Linked DNA regions of Homo sapiens: all the other regions are linked to region 2. Evidence: chromatin contacts called from ENCODE Hi-C or POLR2A ChIA-PET data. All regions are on one chromosome and are shown on one strand. The core of a region is the stretch at or near the end of the contact, and the rest is flanking DNA. Distances in the headings are between cores, read along the strand shown. Region 1 overlaps EPSTI1 (epithelial stromal interaction 1). Region 2 overlaps ENOX1 (ecto-NOX disulfide-thiol exchanger 1). Region 3 overlaps DNAJC15 (DnaJ heat shock protein family (Hsp40) member C15).

Region 1 (2,709 bases), core at 15-2,514, 410 kb after region 2:
CACTAAGCTAAAGGGAAAAGTCAAGCTGGGAACTGCTCAGGGCAAACCTGCCTTGCATTCTATTCAAAGTCAGCCCTCTGCTCACTGAGATAAATGCATATCTGATTGCCTTCTTTGGAAAGGCGAATCAGAAACTCAAAAGAATGCAACTGTTTGTCTCTTATTTATTATGACCTGGAAGCCCCCTCCCCGCTATGCGTTGTCCCACCTTTGCTTCCAGTTGTCCTGCCTTTCTGGACTAAACCAATGTTCATCTTACATATGTTGTTTGATGTCTCATGTCTTCCTAAAATGTCTAAAACCAAACTGTACTCTGACCACCTAGACCACATGTCATCAGGGCCTCTTGAAGCTGTGTCATGGGTGCGTCCTCAACCTTGGCAAAATAAACTTTCTTTTTTTTTTTTGAGATGGAGTCTCGCTCTGTGGCCCAGGCTGGAGTGCAGTGGCGTGATCTTGGCTCACTGCAAGCTCCGCCTCCCGGGTTCACGCCATTCTCCTGCCTCAGCCTCCCAAGTAGCTGGGACTACAGGCGCCCGCCACTACACCCAGCTAATTTTTTTTTGTATTTTTAGTAGTGATGGGGTTTCACCGTGTTAGCCAGGATGGTCTCGATCTCCTGACCTCGTGATCTGCCTGCCACGGCCTCCCAAAGTGCTGGGATTACAGGCATGAGCCACCACACCAGGCCTTTAAACTTTATAAATTAACTGAGGCCTGCCTCAGATATTCAGGGTTCACAGCACTTTATATCCTATGAAGTGGATAGTTATCCCGATTTCACAGGTGAAAAAATAGAAAAACTGAATAATCTGCTCAAAGTTGTACAGATAGGAAATAACAGAATTAGGGTTTGAAGTTGGGCAGTACAGCAACGGATTACCACTGATGTGGTGTTTTCATGGTCACAGAGCACCAGACTGCTTCTGACTTTCTGCTCTGCCATTCCTGATCATGTCTTCCATATTCAGGTTGCCTCATTGACTAAGATGGTTGCTTGAGCACCAGCTACCACATCAACCTTCCAGGAAGAAGGAAAGTAACAAAACAGCTTTTTCTATTTGTCTACCACCACTTAAAGGAGGCTTTCTAGAAATCTCTCTCCGTGACTTCCACTTATGTCTCAATTTCTCAAACTTAATCACATAATTTTACCTAACTATACAGAAGGTTGGTGGCTGTAGTCTTTTAATTGGGCACATTCTCTGTCTGAATAATACAGAAGTGCTATTAGCAAGGAGGAAGTGAGAGTGAATGTTGGGTAGGGCCTACATCTCTTTTGGTTAAAGAATAAAGGATGTCACACATAAGAGTGGAAATTAATCATATGATTATGTTGTCTCAGATTTTTGAAATGTAAATAGGATATCTAAGGAAGAAAAGTTTAAATGTAGCCCACATTCCTGTTCAGAGTATTGAATTCAGAGGACTGTTAGTGTTTTCTTCTGGATAATGTTCTGCTGAAAGCATTATGCTTTGTACATCCTGTAGGATTATTTATAATAGTGAATAATTGAAACAGTTGCAATAGTTGAGTGGTTATATGATGCACCAATATCATGAAATACTACATAGCCATTGAGAATTAAGCATGTTACATATATAATCAAATTAGGAAAACCACTTATAAATGAAAGCAGGATGTACAGCTGTACTTAAAATATGTTTGCAACTGTGTAATAATATGTATAGAGCATAGATGAAAAGTAAATTCACCCAAATAAAATTGTAATTGTGGTGTTTGAGAGGTGGGATTATATGTGACTTTTAAATGTTTTTAAAATAGTTTTCTGAATTTTCTTTTACAAGTATGTTTCTTTCAAAATCAGAAAACATGAATTTCATTTCTAAGTGTTCTATGTACAGATTTTGGAGTACATCACTATGTCTTGCATTTCTGGTTTTTTCCTTTAAGTTATAGATAACCTTGAGTAAGGCTTGAGACAGAAACATAATCCATTCTAAGTCTATTAATAATAATAATGGGAAGAGAAAATATATAGCACATTTCATAAGTAAGTGGTTTTTCTGCCAATATCAATTTATTTATCATTAAGCCATTCTTAATATGAATGTTAATACTAAATATTCTCTTGCTGGAAAAGAGAGTCCCCCTAGGGCCTCAGGTACACTTACGTTTTGTTGGATGTGCCAAGACCACTCTTTAACCTATTTCTTAGAGTTATTTATTTAGCTGGGAACCTTGAGAGATAAGGTTTGTTCTCCCAGGACAAAGACCAGGCTCACTTACTATCTGCTGTAAAAATGGTGTATTCCCGAAGGATTTTATCAGCTGCAATGCAAACACACCATGTGTGCAGCATCCATCCTGTTGCGCCCATCATAAGACTGGAGGCCAGAGAGAATAGATGTAAATAAGCTGGTGCTCATGCTGCCTACTGTGCCATCAGTAATAAAGTCTTTGACTCTGATCCAGGAATTTCATGTCTTCTGCCAGTGTCTGTGAAACAGTAACAGGCTAACTTATTAGCTTGTAAGTGGAATCCAATCAAATCCCAGACCTGACATCTCTATGTTCTGAAAATATGAATTTCTGACAGTTATTTTTACTGAGGAAGTAGTTACAAGACATTTTGTAAGTATACCTACCAGTTGGTCTCCATCTCAACGATGGTCCCATCATTGGTTTTTGGCCTCTTAAAGATGGTGAGTCTCTACAATATTGTACTTCATATACACTCTTTATAT
Region 2 (2,823 bases), core at 97-2,596:
CTCATTTATATGCCATGATTTCATATCTTTGTGCCGTAACTCATTCTAAATATTTACTTTAGCTAATTAATTGATTATTGTGAAACTGACTGAAGGCTGCTTGGCTTTTAGAAATGATGAGAATGATTATTTCTCCTGCTGTGAAATAATGCCGCACCTCCCCCATTCAAACGTGTTCTCCAAGTATATACAACACATGTAGATAATAGACCTCTCATAATCCTTACCTCGTTTTCAGCACTCACACTGTATCTTATATTTGCACATAAGTTATTTGTTCTTTCATACAGGCTAGGTCAGAAGACCAAAAAATTTTTTTTGTTCTCCCCTTCTCCCCCTCTGTCAAGTGTAGTAGAAGCAGTGTTATCATCTCCAGGGAAGAATAGGACAGCCATTGTTTCCGTAGACCCTACTGTCTTGGCTCCATGAAATGGGGTTCTATATCTAAATCAAGAGATATTTTCACTTAAACAAGATGACTGTATTTAGCCTTGTGAAATTCCAACCAGTTGCATCATGATTTTTCAGGCATATGAACTTAGGGCTAGAGAAAGTTAAATTCCTTTACCTCTTTGACCTTCAGTTTCCTCATTAGAAAATGGGACTATCAATAATATCTATCTTTCTTTCTTCCTTTTCTTTCAAAGATCATATGTATTGTGGATAATGTCATTTTTAAAAAAGGAAATAAGGAGATGTTTTGGAGTCAGTAAAGCCCTCTACGTGGATTAAGTATTTTAACTGTTGATCCCTTCTCAGCGTTTCTGGAGCTGATTCAGAGGAATGCATATTTTAAATTTTGATATTTCCAAAATTGCCCTGTATAAAATTTAAACCCATTTTACACTCACACCAACAGGGGCTATTTAAAATAATTTTAACTTTTACTAACTCCATGGGTGAATGATATCACACATCTGCTTCCATTACTTTGACTACTCTGTTGGTAGTCTTTGAGCTGTTTCCAGTTTTTCAATAGTATCAATAACTCTGCAGTTAGTATCTTTGACTTCTTATTTCCCATTTGGACTATTTCTTTAAGGTCAATTGCCAGGTCAACAGATGACATGGTCGTTTAGTTACTGTTGAGACATCACAAAATTACTTCCAAAAGAGTGTTTCTAGTTATATGCTTATCAACAGAGACACTTACTTGAATGTTTGCTATTTAGTTTCCCTGCTAAATCTGGGTGTAATTAAAATTACTTTTGTTATTTAGTAAGTTAATTTTGTTAATTTAGTAAAAGATGCTGCCTTCTTATTGCCCAAGAACTATAACTTTAAGGGCCTCCTGATGATACCACAGCCAGATGGAAGCCTGGCAGTGGCACCAGTGGTTTTTTTTCTGTTCTTTTCACCTGCTAGTTAATAATTAGGCAGTGTTTCCAGACTCACAGTTGGATAAGATTGAACAGCTCTTGTTCAGCTGTTAATGATTCAGAGACACCTTCCTCTGCCTCTCCACCTATCAAAATTTTACCAGCTCCTCCAAGGGCAGCCTCAAGTCCCACTTCATTCTAATAGCCTTCCCTGGTAGCTCTGGCCAATTTCAGAGATGCTCTCTCCTACCCACCCGAGGGCAGTTACTGCTTTTACCTTAGGATTTGACCCTGGCCTGTAGTCAATTTGTTCCCATTATTTGCTCTGCTGATAGGATTTTGTGAAATGGATACACTCCACATCCCAGGTGGTGTTAACATCATGCCTTTTCTCTTTAGTAGGTTTCACTGTTTATGAGCAGAGACACTTCCTAGTGCAGTGCTAGCCACATATAGGTGCATGATTAATACTGTCAGTCATGTTGAACTGAGTTGTCAAACAGGTTTTACCCCAAAGAGTAATGGAGTACAAAGAAACACTGTACTCTCCCCTCACAAGTCATTTTTAGAACTCTGAACAGGCAAACCAAATTTATTAATATAGGTGGCTTTAAGATATTACTTTTTTCATATTGTTCTGATTTGCTCGTTGGGTATCTTTCCCTAATGGTCTTTTCCTGTTTAGTCTTCTGGCTTATTCCACTGAGCAAGATAAATTTCTCTTCAAACAAAATAACTTAAGCATCCTCATGCAATGGGTTGAGTTTCTTTCTATTTAGATCATGTCTCTTAAGTGACACCAATCTGGCAGGCTTCATTGTTGTTACTGACTCTGTCTCTAACGTTAGCATTTTCCAACTCTGCTATTTTCAGAATAGACCTGTTCATGTCATTCATGTGTTTTTATTAGTAACCTCCGGTTTCATTGACATACTGAGCTTCTCCAGCTGGGGAAAAGCTTCCACCCACCTATGGTTAACTTTTCCTGAGCAGTCTGAAGTACTTCCAAACATTAATATCCAATTTTACCTCCTATACTGCAATTTCTATGCCACTGATTCTCTAGTATGAATCCTTGTCAAATGTTCGAAAACACCAGTTATGTATATGTCTGTCTATGTTTTTGCATATGTATCTATAAATGTTTATATATGTATATATATGTATTTACATATGTATATATGTGTGCATTTACATATTTATATGTTTATGCATATATGTGTATATATGTTTATATATGTGTGTGTGTGCATGTGTATGTTTATATATCTCCTCTAGCAATCAGAATAAAATTAAAACTACAGAGATTTTTAAACCTTTCTTTTTCACCTTTCAACACTTTTAAATGACTGTTCAAGCAGAAAGTCAATAGGCATAAAAGACAGTAGTTATCCAGTTGAGTAGTGGGGATGAGGAGGCCCTTGGGAATCCCCTGTTGAATCTCATATCTGTCACTGTACCCCTTACCCACCAGGCTCTGTCCACACTGGCCTCCTTTTACTTC
Region 3 (2,811 bases), core at 214-2,713, 340 kb after region 2:
GGTCTTTGGTCTTAGAGCTCCCAACATGGGGTGGGCCGCTCCCAAAATGACGGCAAGCCTTTTGTTCTCTGACCTGGGGTTCTTGGCCTCACAGATTCCAAGAAATTGAACCTTGGGCCATGTGGTGAGTATTATAGCTATTAGAAGCTGTGGGTCATGGAAGAGAACGGTGGAACCCAGCAACCAGTGTTCAGCTCGATTAGGGCACTTAGCCGTGCAGTAACAAAGGCGAGCCTTTAGCCTGATCAGGTGCGGCAATGTGCACCTCACTGGATCAGAAACGCAGTGGACACCCTGCTGGATCCAGAGGGGTGTAAGTCAGCGGCAGGTCTGCGACGGCAGCAAACAGCAGCGGTGGACAGCGAGCAAAAGCTCAGCTCGAACCGTAACAAACACGGACCAGAAGAGTGTGCAGTTGCAAGATTTAATAGAATGAAAACAGAGCTCCCGTACAATGTGAGAGGACCCAAAGGGGGTTGCCCACTCTCTGCTCCAATGCCTGGGTTTATATCCCAATCACTGCCCCTCCCCCTGTGCTCTCAGGCGATATATGATTTGACTATTTCTTTACCTCCTGCTTTTAGCTTAATTTGTATTTTAGTGAGCCCTCTTTACTACCTGATTGGTTGGGCGTGAGCTGAGTTACAAGCCCTGTGTTTAAAGGTAGGTGCGGTCACCTTCCCCAGTTAGGCTTAGGAATTCTTAGTCGGCCTAGGAAGTCCAACTAGTCCTGTCTCTCACCACCACCGAGATGTCTCTTGTAGCTCATATTTTATGTGTACCATACTGGTGACCGAAATTATGTTTTGAAATGGGAAAATATAATGGACAATGCTAGTTAAACTTAATTAAAAATCTAACATATGGTCATGCTTCAAAATATCCTGGACCAGGTAAATATATTCAAAAGTCTCACGGAAGACAAAGAAAATAAAGTTAGGACCTTATGTCTGGTAAATTTCCTTACAAAAAAAAAAAAATGAAGATAATCCACAGGTTATGTGGAAAACATGAAAGAATAACTAATTTGTTAAACAAACATTAAGGAAAATAAACTCCCAATAAAAAGGTTAGGTAATTTAGCAAACAGGCACTTGAAGGCTATTTCCCATCTCTGACTGGTTCATTAATTAATTCAATAAATACTCAGTATTTACTATGTGCCAGTCATGATTTTAAGCCCTAGGGATATATCAGACAAAATCCCTATCCTCATGAAGGTACATTTTAGCAAGAGAGACAGACAACAAACAATTTTAACAGGAAAAATATATAATTATTTTACGCAGTGATTTGTGCTATGGAAAAAAATTAAGCAGATAAAGAAGTAGGTATGTGTTTGTATGGTGAGAGTGAGGGAAGAGAGAGACCCTCTCACATTGTTTTATATTTTATACTCAGTACCTGTTTTAAGAAAAAAACAAGGAAGTGAAATCAAAGACAGGCAGCCTGGCCCCAGGCCCAAAACCACGCCCGAGCCTGCATGGCCTAAACCTAGTAGTTAAAAATCAACTCATGACTTAGAACCCGATGTTACCCATAGATTTCAGGCATTGTATGGAAGAACATTGTGAAACTCCCTGCTCTGTTCTGTTTCACTCTGACTACCAGTGCATGAAACCCCGTCACATATCCCCTAGATTGCTCAATCAATCACAACCCTTTCATATAAAATCTTTAGTGTTGTGTGCCCGTAAAAGGGACGGAAATTGTGCACTCGGGGAGCTTGGATTTTAAGACAGTAGCTTGCCGATGCTCCCAGCTGAATAAAGCCCTTCCTTCTACAACTCGATGTCTGAGAGGTTTTGCCTGCGGCTTGTCCTGCTACAAGAGCAACAAATTTAAAGTGAGTAGGGCAAGCTTCACTGAAAAAAATGACTTTTGGAAAAAAATTAAAGCAAGAAAAAGGATTCCTTAGATTTTGGACTAGCAATGGGAACAAGTGTAAAGTCCCTAAAGCACAGGTGTGCCCAGTGTGCCTAACGAATAGCCAGAAGGCCAGTGTGCATACAGCAGGAAGAGAAAGAGAAAAAAATAGGCAACAAGGTCGAACAGGTCACAAGGGGAGCAGATCATGCTGGGCCTTATATGGTCAACATAAAGACTAGCTTTTCTCCGAGTGATACAGTACATCATTGTTTTGAGCAGAGGCCTAAGATTATTTCAATTAAAATTCTAAGGATCATTCTACTTGTCATGTTGAGAATAGATTGTAGAGGATGAAAAGCAGAGGCATGGGGATGAGTTGTAAGTCTATTAAAATAATCCATGAAAGAGATAATGGTCACTTGGGCTACAGCGATTAATGATGGAAATGAGGAAAGTGGTGAGATACTAGATAGAGTTCGGAGGTAAGGCCAATAGGATTTGCTGAGACACTGGATATGGAGTCAAGGTTTTGAAATGAGAAAATATAATGGACAATGCTAGTTAAACGTAATTAAGAATCTAACATATGGTCATGCTTCAAAATACCCTGGACCAGGTAAATATATCCAAAAGTCTCTCGGAAGACAAAGAAAATAAAGTCTTTGCAACCAAAAGGAACTAAAAGGACCTTTTAGTTGTCTTGAGCAACTAAAAGGAAAAGAGAAGAGTCAAGGTTATTGTCTTGAACAACTAAAAGAATGACACTAACTGCCTTTTGCTGCAAGGACTGTGAGAGGTCTGTGGCAGAGAAAGGGTATGTCATGAACTCTCTTTTGGACTTACTTTCTAACAATATGCCGTGACGAGTATGATAAAGCCTAAGTGAAACAGTATGAGAATTCCTAACACCTAGAGGGTAAATGGAGAGGTCTCATCTACTAA

What was found. A loop is a pair of places that touch in the nucleus more often than their neighbours do. ChIA-PET counts read pairs that join two places held with the same protein, here RNA polymerase II (POLR2A). Pooled maps may share reads with other maps.
Region 1: a loop to region 2 is called in a map with no recorded cell type, with 3 times the contacts of the local background. The contact joins two enhancer-like sites. A Hi-C loop is called at or near these places in 3 of 37 single-sample maps with no recorded cell type and 2 of 50 pooled maps. POLR2A ChIA-PET finds 5 or more read pairs at or near these places in 1 of 52 experiments (SK-N-SH).
Region 3: a map with no recorded cell type shows a loop between it and region 2 (10-fold over the local background). The contact joins two enhancer-like sites. A Hi-C loop is called at or near these places in 5 of 37 single-sample maps with no recorded cell type and 2 of 50 pooled maps. POLR2A ChIA-PET finds 5 or more read pairs at or near these places in 1 of 52 experiments (CD4-positive, alpha-beta T cell).

What each region holds. Positions count from the first base shown.
Region 1 is chr13:42,975,851-42,978,559 of GRCh38, reverse strand. The region is part of intron 1 of EPSTI1 (epithelial stromal interaction 1); the gene reads left to right. Among named protein-coding and RNA genes, the nearest start is that of EPSTI1, 15 kb to the left of the region's middle. RefSeq lists an enhancer at 1,110-1,279. Within about 2 kb of position 1,264, at least 2 of the 41 ENCODE cell types and tissues checked have a DNase peak (open chromatin) inside an H3K27ac peak, as active enhancers do.
Region 2 is chr13:43,387,439-43,390,261 of GRCh38, reverse strand. The region is part of intron 5 of ENOX1 (ecto-NOX disulfide-thiol exchanger 1); the gene reads left to right. Among named protein-coding and RNA genes, the nearest start is that of ENOX1-AS2, 60 kb to the left of the region's middle. Within about 2 kb of position 1,346, at least 4 of the 41 ENCODE cell types and tissues checked have a DNase peak (open chromatin) inside an H3K27ac peak, as active enhancers do.
Region 3 is chr13:43,044,328-43,047,138 of GRCh38, reverse strand. The region is part of intron 1 of DNAJC15 (DnaJ heat shock protein family (Hsp40) member C15); the gene reads right to left. Among named protein-coding and RNA genes, the nearest start is that of DNAJC15, 22 kb to the right of the region's middle. RefSeq lists enhancers at 315-990, 1,332-1,391, 1,492-1,541. Within about 2 kb of position 1,463, at least 16 of the 41 ENCODE cell types and tissues checked have a DNase peak (open chromatin) inside an H3K27ac peak, as active enhancers do.